Linked DNA regions of Homo sapiens: region 2 is linked to region 1. A link is a contact called in ENCODE Hi-C or POLR2A ChIA-PET data. All regions are on one chromosome and are shown on one strand. Each heading gives the region's core, a stretch centred on a gene start or an enhancer-like site at or near the end of the contact. The rest is flanking DNA. Distances are from core to core; before and after follow the strand shown. Region 1 holds the start of TIFA (TRAF interacting protein with forkhead associated domain). Region 2 overlaps LINC02945 (long intergenic non-protein coding RNA 2945).

What was found. A loop is a pair of places that touch in the nucleus more often than their neighbours do. ChIA-PET counts read pairs that join two places held with the same protein, here RNA polymerase II (POLR2A). Pooled maps may share reads with other maps.
Region 2: a loop to region 1 is called in a pooled map, with 5 times the contacts of the local background. The contact joins the enhancer-like site here to the promoter of TIFA in region 1. A Hi-C loop is called at or near these places in 8 of 50 pooled maps. POLR2A ChIA-PET finds 5 or more read pairs at or near these places in 4 of 52 experiments (GM12878, HEK293, PC-3 and 1 more).

What each region holds. Positions count from the first base shown.
Region 1 is chr4:112,284,280-112,290,565 of GRCh38, reverse strand. TIFA (TRAF interacting protein with forkhead associated domain) reads left to right here and starts at 4,662. Exons shown (of 2, transcript NM_052864.3): 1 at 4,662-4,926. RefSeq lists enhancers at 2,931-3,050, 5,560-5,679, 5,710-5,889 and a silencer at 4,610-4,919.
Region 2 is chr4:112,081,098-112,088,441 of GRCh38, reverse strand. The region is part of intron 1 of LINC02945 (long intergenic non-protein coding RNA 2945); the gene reads left to right. Among named protein-coding and RNA genes, the nearest start is that of LINC02945, 28 kb to the left of the region's middle. RefSeq lists enhancers at 1,107-1,675, 4,875-5,169, 4,569-5,768. Within about 2 kb of position 5,126, at least 6 of the 41 ENCODE cell types and tissues checked have a DNase peak (open chromatin) inside an H3K27ac peak, as active enhancers do; they include PC-3, where a contact is called at or near this core.

The DNA.
Region 1 (6,286 bases), core at 3,413-5,912:
CTCCAGCGTGGGACAGAAATGATGGCCCAAACAGGCTGACTCATTCCTCTCCCTGCACCCTTGAGAGGCCTTGTCTTTAGGGGATCCACTTTTCTCCTCACCATCTGACTGTTTTCTTGAGAGCCTGAATTTTGTTGTAAACCTCCATCATATGAAAAATATTAAGGCTTTAAAGCATTGAGACCTGTCTCTTGGGGGATTTCTCTTACTCGACTCTTCTTTAAAAGTCTGTATGTGTTTGTAACTGTAACACATGAAGATAATTACAAAAAGCCAAACTGTTGGAAAAAGGACACAGTGAGAACTCTCTGCCTGACTCCAGCCTTCTGTCCTCTGTCAGCCATGTTCTCCTCAGAATTAACCAACATTATCCATTCTATCTCCTTGGATAGTTCACATATTTATGTTTTTCCACAAATGCTAGCATTTTTGTTCTGCACTCTGTTTTCTTTAGTAGTGCATCCTTCACACATAGATTTAAAATGCTCATTTTATTTTTCAATTTTTTTTTTTTTTTGAGACAGAGTCTTACTCTGTTGCCCAGACTGGAGTGCAGTGGCATGATCTCTGCTCACTGCAACCTCCACCTCCCACGTTCAAGCGATTCTCATGTCTCAGCTTTCTGAGTAGCTGGGACTACAGGTGCATGCCACCACTTATGGCTAATTTTTGCATTTTTAGTAGAGACAGGGTTTCACCAGTTTGGCCAGGCTGGTCTCAAACTCCTGGCCTCAAGTGATCTGCCTGCCTGCCTTAGCCTCTCAAAGTGCTAGGATTGCAGGTGTGAGCCACTGGGCTCGGCTTTAAGTTGTTAATTTTAATTGTGGTCACTTGACTTCAAGAACAGGGAAGAGGAAGAGATTTGGGCTGCCGCCTGTCCCTCATTTAGGAACTAGTGGAAAACGATTTAGGTCAGCTATCTCAGGTGATTCTAAATGTTTTCACTTGTTAGCAGAGAGCATCCACCATGAGGCGGTGAGACACACTTGAGCTGAACTGCACATAATGTAAACGTCAGGGCCGGACAGGGGAGAGTTAGACAAGTGTGGGTCTCAGGTGCTTAGAACGCCTTGGACAGAAAGCGAGGTCATATAATTCATTTATCAGCAAGTAACACAAACATGCACCTCTTCTTTTTTTTTACATGGTGTGATTGTATTACCACAAATTAGCTGCTTTTATTTTTTATGTTAAATAACATACAGTAGGCGTTTAATGTACATCATCTTAATTATGGGCTAGCAAAAATATCTAAAACTCTTAAGATTCTTGCCACGGAAAAACTTTGTATTTCCAAACAACCAAGTAACTTAATTAGAAATTATATTGACCCATGTCATGGGGATGAGGGATGATGATAACAGGAAGTGATGGCATGCCATCAATTGAATAGGAGAGCCAAGATAAATTTTTACTTTTTTTTTAAACGTTAATACAATTTAGAAATTTCAAATTGTTCAAAGCTGGATCGAAATATAATGGATTATGGGCATTTTATGTTATTTTCAAATTAAATGATGGGTCATTGGTAATTAAAACAGTAAATCCCTCCTTTCTGTATCAATAACACATGCCTACTGTTTTCGTCTATTTTGAATACAATCCTAGCCCAACTTTTAGTATAGTCATTTCCCTGAAGGGTTTCTTGTAATTTTTTCCTGAAAGCATTTATGTTACTTCCTATAACCCCAACACCACTCAGGGCATTTGGTTGTAGCAAGTGAGGTTAACCAAGTTTAAAATCCTGTTGAATTCACAGGAGAGTTTAACTGCATCTGTCTAATTTAAAAGATGTTGGCAGCCCATGAGCAGTTCTATGTGCAAGAGAAAGTTTCACACTTTAAGGCTATGTCAGGATCAGATAATGAATTTATCAAAATGACACGATCACATTGAAACAAAAATATTTTTGTTTTTTGGTTTTTCTTTTCAAAAAGAAAAACCGCAATAAGAGGGCCTCAAAGGTGATTTCCAGCTGCTATGTTCTCATTAGCATATTTGTAACGGTGGCACACAGTGGAAGCCTTACATTTCCTCAGTCTGATGTAACTTTGGCCAAAGTACTTTCAGACTTTAGTAATTTGCTTGTTTTAAGAGAAATAATAGCCTGAGATGAGGATATTTGTATAAACCCCTTCCTGAAATGTCTAGTACCTTTCATTGCATAATTAAAATTCCTATTGTGTTTCTTTAACAGTAAAGACATTTTCGTTATCAAAGAATGATGTTCATGTTTTAAATAATAACTAAAATAATCTCTTCATTAAAAATAATCATTTTTAATGGTTTTATACAAACTGAAACAATAATAAAGCCCATATTACAAATTACTTTGCCTAATTTAGATATGAGTGACTTAAAATTGCTTCTTTTGCAAATGTCCCCTGGTGATTTTCAGAAAACTTAATAAATTGAAAGTACAGAAATAAATAGTCACTTTTTTGGGGGCTCTGGCCTTATTCAAGCTTTTAGAAATTTTCTGGGCCTTTTGTCAGTTTTCAAATTAGAGATTGGAAACTCCAATTCTGATAATACTGTTCTACTGTATGAGTTCACTGACATAATCAGATAGCACGTCTTATCTTCCACCTGCTCTCATGTTCATCAGCTGAGAGAAGGTACCCTGACTGTCACTTCTAGAGAAGAAATAATAAATGTTGATGATTAACAAAATTGCAGCCCTTACGGGAATCTGCCTCACTTGTAAATGTACCCTTCTTTCCCCACAGTCACTGTACTTGATTATACCTAGCTCTGACACAGTTCAAAACTTAACCGCACCCATAGCACCTCTTTATCAGGTGGACATCAGTGTCATTTTATTGCCAGTGAAACTGATCCACAAACAAGCAACTCTCCTGAACTCAAGGACAGAAGACAGACAAGGGGCTTCCACTCATTTCCATCATCAGAATTTGGTTTCCCATGCGAAGAAGTAGGCCGCTGTGATCTCAGCCAAGCCAAGTTTTGTCCTCCTTCCTCTATCTATCCTCAGTCTTCTTTCTCCTTCTATGGCAAGGGTCCCCAACCTCTGGGCCATGGACTGGCAGTGGTCCATGGACTGTTAGGAACCCAGCGGCAAAGCAGGAGGTGTGCTCAGGGCCAGCAAGCGAAGCTTCATCTGTATTTACAGCTGCTAACCGTCACCTGTGTTACTGCCTGAGCTCTGTTTCCTGTCAGATCACTGGGGCATTAGATTCTTATAGGAGCAGGAACCCTGCACATGGGAGGGATCTAGGTTGCCCGCTTCTTATGAGAATCTAATGCCTGATGATCTGTCACTGTCTCCCATCACCCCCAAATGTGTCCGTCTAGTTGCATGAAAACAAGCTCAGGACTTCCACTGATTCGACATTATGGTGAGTTGTATAATTATCTCATTATATATTACAATGCAATAATAATAGAAATAAAGTGCACAATAAATGAAATGGGCTTGAATCATCCTGAAACCATCTCCCGTGGCCCCAACCCCAGTCTGTGGAAAAAGTCTTCCATGACACTGGTTCCCAACAGGGATTGCTGGTCTCTACAGTGTCTATCCTCTCTCTCTCTTTTTCTTTAAACAGAGTCTCACTCTGTTGCCCAGACTGGCGTGCAATGGCGCCATCCCGGCCTCACTGCAACCTCTGCCTCCCGGATTCAAGTGATTCTCCTGCCTCAGCCTCCCGAGTAGTTGGGATTACAGGCACCCACCACCAAGCCCAACTAACTTTTGTATTTTTAGTAGAGATGGAATTTCGTCATGTTGGCCAGGCTGGTCTCAAACTCCTGGCCTCGTGATCCGCCCACCTCGGCCTCCCAAAGTGCTGGGATTACAGGTTTGAGCCACGGCACCCGGGTCTATCCTCTCTTGACACCTACTCTCCTTAGGTTCTTCACACTTAGGTGATTCCAAATCTTTTCACTGAGGCAGAAAGGTAGCATTACCTTCTTCTAAGCTATAAAGGACTCCTGAGAGGTGTTTCCCATTTCATCATGTACCAGCTTTTACTTGTGGACTCTGGATGTCCATTACGATGCAAGCGGCAGGAGAGAAAGCGACTGGACTGCTCTGCTGGGTGTAAGGCGAGGGCAACCTGGAGCAAGTTCAAATCCCGCCTCTGCGGGAGGCAGAGGTTGCAGTGAGCCGAGATGGCGCCACTGCACTCCAGCATGGGCGACACGGTGAGACTCGTCTCAAAAAAAGAAAAAAAGAAAAAAAAAATTCCACTTCTGCTCGCCACACTCCACCATTCTCTGAGCCTCGGTTTACTCATGTGTAAGGGGGACTGCGATGATTAGAGGAGCTCGTGCATGCCACGCACTGGCTTGCTTGGTATCCTTGGAGTCACCGAAAGATTAGTTCAGCTCCCCGCCTGCCCACGCCCTGGGGCAACACTCATTTTGGGGAAAAGTCCTCCTTAATGCTGAAGTGATCCAGTTCCCTTCTTTTCTCTAGCTCGCCAATCGGGCTGGAGGAGAGGCCACTCGTTTGGGAAGGCGCGGTCCGGGTCGGTGTACCGCGCACCAAACCCTGCCAGAGAACTGAGAGAGGCGGCCAGGGGGCTGGGTACCTGGTGAGAAAGGCGCCAGCTGCCGGGTCACCTCGAGAGGAAGGAAGGGGCGGGAGCGCGAGTGGAGCGGGCGGAGCCTGAAAACCTCCGCGCCACCGCTGCGCTCTTTACAAAGGCCCCGGGCGCGAGAGGACGTGCTCTGCCAGCCAGTGGGAAGGCAGGCCGCGCGCGCGGGAGCGCGGGAGGATCGGCGGCTCGCGGTCACTGGTCCCTGGCTCGGTTCCCCGCACCCCGGGGCTCACACTTACCCGCGCGGAGGAGCAGCGGCCGGGTGTCCACCCCCATCCTGCGCCCAGTCTCCTCGATTCCCCTCGCTCTGAGCCGGGAGAGCCGAACAGCTGAAGAGAGTTCACTGACTCCCCAGCCCCAGGTACTTGCGGGGCGGCGGGCTGGGGGTGAGGTGGGGACTGGCCCTTTTCTGTTTATCCCGCAAAGACAGCAGCTTTGTCCAGGAGATTTTGGGGGTGTCGGATCGGAAGTCATCCCCCGCTGCTCCTGCTCACCTGGCACACGCTCACCATATGCTAAGGAAAGCCTGCAAAAATTATAGACAGCACCTCCCTGTTTTATAAAATATGAGAATATTTACATAAATGAGGAAACATTGGAGATGGGGGTGTGTTTTCTCTGTACTTTGGTATTCTTTTCAACGTTTTTCTAATCAGAAAACAAAAACGAATGCCATTTATGCAGTGTGGCTCCAGAGCAGTTGTGCGTGACCCCCCTCCCCCGCTTGCCAACTGCTACGGCCCCACGCTCTCGGTGGCCAAGCGAGACCTTTCTGAGGGGCCCTGGGCTCCCTGGAGTGCCGAGGTCCTTGGTCCTAGACCTGACTCCTTGCTTCAGTCTGGTTCATGAGAGAAATATAGTAATCCGTTGTTTTCTGGGACTTTCCCCAGATTTCAGATTGAAAGGTGGAATTTCCCAAATCCTCTGAAGCCAAAATCCACACTGAGCCTCACTGCGGATTTCCGCAGCCACCAGGAAGTGGGACTGGACCCCAGGTCAGGCCAGTCAAGTAGAGTGGGAGAAAGAAAATCTCATGTCTGAAAGACACCGAGCTTTCCTAAGGGTTTCCTCCTGCTGTTTGGTTTTCACTTTTTTTTTTTTTTTTTGATTCTTTGTTTTTGCAAGACCTGTGGTTTTAGTATTAATTCTGCCAAACAGCTGTGCCAGAGTTCACAAATATCTTCAGAGCCACACTTCAGGGTGATCCTGTTGAGCAGGGTTAGACAGGAGGATAACTTGGTCCTTTGCTCTGCTTCCAAGTTTCTGTTCCCCTCCTGTGTGCTCAGTGTTCGGTATTCGTTAGGGAGAAAAGCCTTGAAACTTCCTACTTGCAACCACCCAAAGACATACTCTTTCTTGAGAATATATTCAGGGGGAACTGGGGAGGCGAGGGGGTTGGGGGGAAATGAAAGTAAACATTTTCACCATCCAGAGCAGACCCCATTAGTTTGGTCAATCCTGTTTTAAAAAATAGACTTCTTAAAGCATGAGAAATCTGGTTGGCATGCATGACCACCCAGGGGTGCCAAGCTTTCTGTTAAACTGCTTAGACATCTGGGTCCTTGTAGCGAAAATATTTCTGTATATGTTTTTGTTTATGGCATTTTAAGGCCGAACACCCTTTGGCAAGGAGAGGTGGTATGTCTCTTCACGGGCTTTGCAGGACCTTAGTGAGTGTGTGTGTACGTGTGTGTGTGTGTGTGTGTGTGTTGTGTTGCAGG
Region 2 (7,344 bases), core at 3,877-6,376, 200 kb after region 1:
CTGGTGATTTTGCTCGTTAGTTGATGCAGTTTCTTCCTAGTCTGGATGGTCTTTACATTTTGGCATGATTTTGCAGTGGCTGGTACCGGTTGTTCCTTTCCATGTTTAGCGCTTCCTTCAGGAGCTCTTTTAGGGCAGGCCTGGTGGTGACAAAATCTCTCAGCATTTGCTTGTCTGTAAAGTATTTTATTTCTCCTTCACTTATGAATCTTAGTTTGACTGGATATGAAATTCTGGGTTGAAAATTCTTTTCTTTAAGAATGTTGAATATTGGCCCCCACTCTCTTCTGGCTTGTAGGGTTTCTGCTGAGAGATCTGCTGTTAGTCTGATGGGCTTCCCTTTGAGGGTAACTCACCTTTCTCTCTGGCCGCCCTTAACACTTTTTCCTTCATTTCAACTTTGGTGAATCTGACAATTATGTGTCTTGGAATTGCTCTTCTCAAGGAGTATCTTTGTGGCGTTCTCCATATTTCCTGAATCTGAACGTTGGCCTGCCTTGCTAGATTGGGGAAGTTCTCCTGGATAATATCCTGCAGAGTGTTTTCCAGCTTGGTTCCATTCTCCCCATCACTTTCAGGTACACCAATCAGACGTAGATTTGGTCTTTTCACATAGTCCCATATTTCTTGGAGGCTTTGCTCATTTCTTTTTATTCTTTTTTCTCTAAACTTCCCTTCTCGCTTCATTTCATTCATTTCATCTTCCATTGCTGATACCCTTTCTTCCAGTTGACCGCATCGGCTCCTGAGGCTTCTGCATTCTTCACGTAGTTCTCGAGCCTTGGTTTTCAGCTCCATCAGCTCCTTTAAGCACTTCTCTGTATTGGTTATTCTAGTTATACATTCTTCTAAATTTTTTTCAAAGTTTTCAACTTTTTTGCCTTTGGTTTGAATGTCCTCCCGTAGCTCAGAGTAATTTGATCGTCTGAAGCCTTCTTCTCTCACCTCGTCAAAGTCATTCTCCATCCAGCTTTGTTCTGTTGCTGGTGAGGAACTGCATTCCTTTGGAGGAGGAGAAGCGCTATGCGTTTTAGGGTTTCCCGTTTTTCTGTTCTGTTTTTTCCCCATCTTTGTGGTTTTATCTACTTTTGGTCTTTGATGATGGTGATGTACAGATGGGTTTTTGGTGTGGATGTCCTTTCTGTTTGTTAGTTTTCCTTCTAACAGACAGGACCCTCAGCTGCAGGTCTGTCGGAATACCCTGCCGTGTGAGGTGTCAGTGTGCCCCTGCTGAGGGGTGCCTCCCAGTTAGGCTGCTCGGGGGTCAGGGGTCAGGGACCCACTTGAGGAGGCAATCTCCCCATTCTCAGATCTCCAGCTGCATGCTGAGAGATCCACTGCTCTCTTCAAAGCTGTCAGACAGGGACATTTAAGTCTGCAGAGGTTACTGCTGTCTTTTTGTTTGTCTGTGCCCTGCCCCCAGAGGTGGAGCCTACAGAGGCAGGCAGGCCTCCTTGAGCTGTGGTGGGCTCCACCCAGTTCGAGCTTCCAGGCTGCTTTGTTTACCTAAGGAAGCCTGGGCAATGGCGGGCACCCCTCCCCCCAGCCTTGCTGCTGCCTTGCAGTTTGATCTCAGACTGCTGTGCTAGCAATCAGTGAGAGGACTCCGTGGGCGTAGGACCCTCCGAGCGAGGTGCGGGATATAATCTCGTGGTGCGCCGTTTTTTATGCCAGTCCGAAAAGCGCAATATTCGGGTGGGAGTGACCCGATTTTCCAGGTGCGTCCGTCACCCCTTTCTTTGACTCGGAAAGGGAACTCCCTGATCCATTGCACTTCCCAAGTGAGGCAATGCCTCGCCCTGCTTCGGCTCACGCACGGTGCGCACACCCACTGACCTGCGCCCACTGTCTGGCACTCCCTAGTGAGATGAACCCGGTACCTCAGATGGAAATGCAGAAATCACCCGTCTTCTGAGTCGCTCACGCTGGGAGCTGTAGACGGGAGCTGTTCCTATTCGGCCATCTTGGCTCCTCCTCCAAGAGGGCAATTTTATAATATATACCAAAAACTTTAAAATGTTCATATCCTTGAGACAGAAATTCCACCTCCAGGGATTTATCTTAAGGCTGCATAGAGACTTTTTTTGTGGTATCTACCCAGCCTATGCCTCCTTTCTTTGGACTCAAGGGAAAGACTCTCATGTCAGTGAGCTTGAGGAGGAGAGAAAGCCACTAGGTACAAGGAAGGGAAGAGTTATCAGTGGACAGCACAATGAATTCAGGCTATGACACATCCTGTCTGCTTCAAACAAACAGCAATGCTAGACAAGTTTTATAAGAAGATATGTGGAAGTACCTGGCCAACTCAAAACAAGGCAAACATTTCCATAGACCACAAATAAGACTTGAAAAATTATAGTAGGGAACAGAGATGAAATCAAGAGCCTGCCAGACTCCAGATCCCAATGTGGGCATCAAAGGCAAATAGGATTTTGGAGAAGATGCAGACCTCTGCCGCTGCCCCACCCCCGATACTGAAGAAAGCTCTTTTGTGAAATGTAAAGATCATCTCACATGGACAAAGCACTCAGGTGAGAAAGATGGGGTGGAAGAAGTGAGTATCATTTCTGGTGTTGATAAGTAGGGAATGACTGAGTGCATTTTTGAAGTGAGAAGTAGTTCCCCTCATCACAGACTAATGCCTAGAATAAGATTGTGAGTAAGAAAAGGAGGTATAAGCACAAGACACAGAACACATAAGAAAAAAAGCCTAGTTGTGTTAGTTGTGTGACATTTAGTAGTTTTGTTAGTTAGAAGGATTTGGAGATTGCTATCAGAACCTACTGTGTATCTGTTATCATTTATTTAATATAAATATGAATTATAAATTGCATCTCTCTCTCAAACACACAGATACAGGCAGAAAGTGAAAATGGGTGTCTTCTGAGGGAAGTGACAGAGATGGCAATTTCTAGTGATCTTACATCCGGGGTTTCCAGTTCCTTATGAGGCCTATTACCTAAGGTTGTGGGTTTTGTGCAATAACCCTGGATCCTTATATTAAGTTTCGCTTTTTAACTTAAGCTCTTTTCTACTTATTTGAGCGATTTTTTTGTTCTTTAAACAAAGGGAGCCTTGGCTAAGCCAAGAAATAATGGGCCTGGACCCAAATTTTACGTATGAGGATGTTTGCTGAGGAACTATGTTTAACAGTGAAAAACTGAAAGGAATGTAAATGGCATGATATAGGGAGGGTTCAGTCAGTGATGGAGTGGTCATATGCTGGAATAGCATGCAGCTGTTAAAAGTGTATTATAGCAGGACATGAAAAGTTTGGGCAAATGTACATAACGTTATTTAGGAGGGAGGGGGTCTTATGTTTTTCATTGTCATCTCTTCCTCTGATGTCTTCCTGAGATTCTAACTTCTATTATGTTCTCACTTCTTGCCTTTTCCCTCAGTTTTCTTAAAACACAACTCATATCAACATTTACATAGATGAGAATTCATTGAACATCCAGGGGTGTCACAGCAAGGGGTTTGCATTATGGGATAGCAGGACACAAGGCAAACAATGTAAGACTAGATGCTACACATTCTTGTTCTTGAATGTCTCTTGGGAATTCCCAACACTGAGAACTTCTTCCTGGCTTCTCTCTCTCACTTCTCTGTTTGGCTCTTTCATTGCCCAGAAAGTCTCAAAATCCTTTTACTTGTTAGGCAAAACAATTTAATTTTGCCATTCTTCTGCTTACTATACTATGTCCTGGGGACCATCACTTCACTTCACAATGAAATAATTTACCAAGGAACAAAAGATAGCAAGATAGTGCTCTTCTCTAAGAAAACTGCTACTTCTATCTTTTAAATAACATCTCTTTGTTCTCTCTACTATATCTAACTCCTCCCCTGCCCCTTAACACTGATAAAATGTGTAATGTATAACAAAAATATTAAACAATGTTTATCTCTGAGTAGTGAATATTATTTTTCTTTTTTATTATTTTCTATTTTTAAATTTTCTAGAGTGTACATGTAGCTTTTAAAAATCAGAAAAATGTTATAAAAATTGTAATTCTGGTAGTACATTAATCAGGGTAGGCTAACTGCTGAATAAAAGCTTCAAAATTTTTAGCAGCTTAATAACTAACATACAGTATTCTTTTTTGCTCACACAATATTTCTACTAGGATATTCCTAGCTTCCTCCACGTGGTGACTCAGGAGCCCAGACTTTTTCTATCTAATGGCTCTGCTATTTACTAGGGTCTTGGATTCCTCTATTGGGTCTTCTGAATCTAGCTAGCAAACAAAGGAAGAAATAAATGGTACAAGATTGGCAGAAGTTATTTTTAGAAGCCACGCCTTAAAGTGGCATATTTTACTTTTGTTTATTTATGACTGGAAGATGAACTCTAGTTGTGTGGTCAGGAGGAAGAAAAAAATGAGGCTTAGTGAACAGATACACAGATCATATGTTGGAGGGGAAATATCATGGGCTTTGGATACAACAGGCCTGGATTTAAATCTCAGCTCCTCTAGTAATATAATAGACAACATGTTAGAATTCAAATAATCAACATTGAACAAACACTAATTGGGAATCTATTAGTTCTTGGCATTGTCTTATGTGCAGATAATATAGAGACAAAAAAAAATTCTCTCCATGGGAGAAGAGCAACAGTCTAGTAGGGAAGTGCACAGTTCTCTCCTCTCTGAGTGGAAGGACATTGCAATGTGGTGAGGAAAGTGCAGCCATAGATGTCTGTGTCAAGATACCCTGGGAGCGCAGATATGCCTGTGATTAATCCAATGAGAGATGGAAAGAAGGACCCTGAAGAACTTCTATGAGGGGGTTTCTTATTTACTTGGACTTTAAGGACAAATAGCCACCCTTCAGGAAAGTAGTGTTTGAGGGAGGACATTTCCTTTGAAATAAAATCATGGACAAGTCCCGAGAGGTGAAAAGATCATGCTCAGGAAACTCTGAATAAAAGAGAAATCACAGGAAAAGCCATAAACATGAGTCAGCCAGGTCTCAAACAATAAATATTCCAAAACATTCACCTTTGAGCAGATGAGTCATTTTTCCTCCAGGATCATGGGGATAATATGCATTCAGGGAAGGAGGAAACACAGCCACAAATGAGGTCAAGGATGACAGAGAAGAAAACATGTGGCCTTCTTGGATAAGTTACTACAGCCTTCTCTCATAAATTAATAATGTTGGGGCCTTGCCAAGAAATGTCATCATTGGTTTTTAAGTAATAAATGACTTAGGATTTCTCTGGTATATGAAATGTAAATGGGACTATCCATACAGGCAAGAAAGAGGTTGGGGTGAATTTGCAAGGTAAGCAGTGCAGGTGGGTGTACCTAAAAGCCTCACGAACTCTTTTTCATGTGAGTAATAGAAATATCCTGTTAATAAATGCCAACTTCAAATGGTGCACATATAAAACAAGTGTGTATGCATATATAGGTATATATATTTAAAATTCAGGTCAAGTTGAATTTCCATGGACTATATTCCATATGTGGTAATTCCATACTTAACTTTTTAAGAAGCCACCATACTCGCTCGATACGTGTAATTAAGCAACATGTTAGGCTGGGCACGGTGGCTCATGCCTGTAATCCCAGCAATTTGGGAGACTGAGGCATGTGGATTGCTTGAGCCCAGGAGTTTGAGACCATCCTGGGCAACATGGTGAAACCCTGTCTCTACAAAAATTACAAAAATTAGCCGGGCATGATGGCACTTGCCTGTAGTCCCAGCTAGTTGGGAGACTGAGGTGGGGGGATCGCTTGAGCCCAGGAGGTGGAGGTTGCAGTGAGCTGAATGCTGCCTGATTTTCATCCTCAAAAGAGGACTCTTGTTTGACATAGGCTGAGTCCCAAGGCAAGTTGAAGTTAGTACCTTTGTTAGTAGGTTAGTGATATATAGCTACCACTAGAAAAGGTTTTTCTGATCTTATTTTGATGTAGGCCTTACCACAATGTGTCTTTCTAGACAAATCCATGCATACATCATAATTATAAACCACATTTTTTGGCTTATATGGTGATTATGGAAAACAATAACAGCTCCTGCTTCATTTGCTTTTTCCTTAGCTATGCATCTTGTTGTTTTATTAACCACCTACCAACTCCTTAATTCCCTAAACATTTACAACCTGAATATTTTGCTGAGGTACATCTCCTTTTTTAATAGTAAGACTTGTTGCTAAATGCCATTAGGAAACTTAGTAAATATTGGTCCTCTGAGTGTGGGAACTTATGTAATTACTTATGATGACTTAAAAAAGGACTCTCTCTTGCTTGGTGGCATTACTTTTATAAAACATCATTGCACACTTTGTTGAAAGTCCAGCTACATATGTTCAGCCAAATGTTCTCCTTCAGGTTTATATAATTATCAGTTTCGAGCATCTTTCCACATGGTGAAGTCTCTGGAAATAGGAATACCAGATGAAACCTACCTAAGGAATTTATCTTGGTAAACTCTATTAAAAATTTTTAAGCAGGTTATTTTTTTCATCCTTTACTTTAGACAAAGCCAAAGCAGAGAGTTTGATGAAAGATAAATTGTAAAAATTTATCTTTTTACAATTAGAAGGTTATTAGAAAATACACATTTTTAAACCACTGTGGAAAATGCCATAACGGCATCTTCTGGGAAAAAGACAAATGGAAAATCCATGAAAAATTGATTATTAATAGAGTGTCAAAATTCCCCATTAGAAATGGACACTCTGTCGTCATTTTTTACAATATATTCCTAATCTTTTCACCCGAGAAATAAATGGTATCCAAGTTCTAGTTTCCATGTGTAATTGGAATTGGGCTGGTTGTGCTTCCTTGTGGTAAAGGAAACCTTTTCTGTGGCATCTTAGTTATATCCAGGTATATTGGTCGCTATGCATGTATGAGCTAATGCATAGTTAGAAGCAAGTCCATAGGCCAAATTAGCATTTGTTAAGTAGGTGCTCAATAGATACAAATAATTTCAAAATATTTCTTGAGAAATAATACAGTTTTCAAAGTTTTCTTCTGAAATAGTCCATTAATTGCATTAATGGGCAATATTCTGAAAATTAGATGGTTTCAGAAAAACCTTAAAAAAATGCAGGTCTGTTTCCCACAATGTGTAAGAGGTTGAGCACGGCAGACAGACTGGGAGTTGGCTTCCCAATCCTTAAGCCAATGCCTTTTTTTTTTTCTCCTTGTACATGCTCTTTGCCTTTTAGCGTCACTAATAATGAAGAAAAAATTGGGTGTTTTATTTTCCTGAAAGACTCATATTTTTTTTTCTGAATACATCTTACTCCATGCCTGCTGCGATAACAAAATACCTTAGATAAGGTAATTTTTAAACAACAGAATTTATTGCTCACAGTTCTGG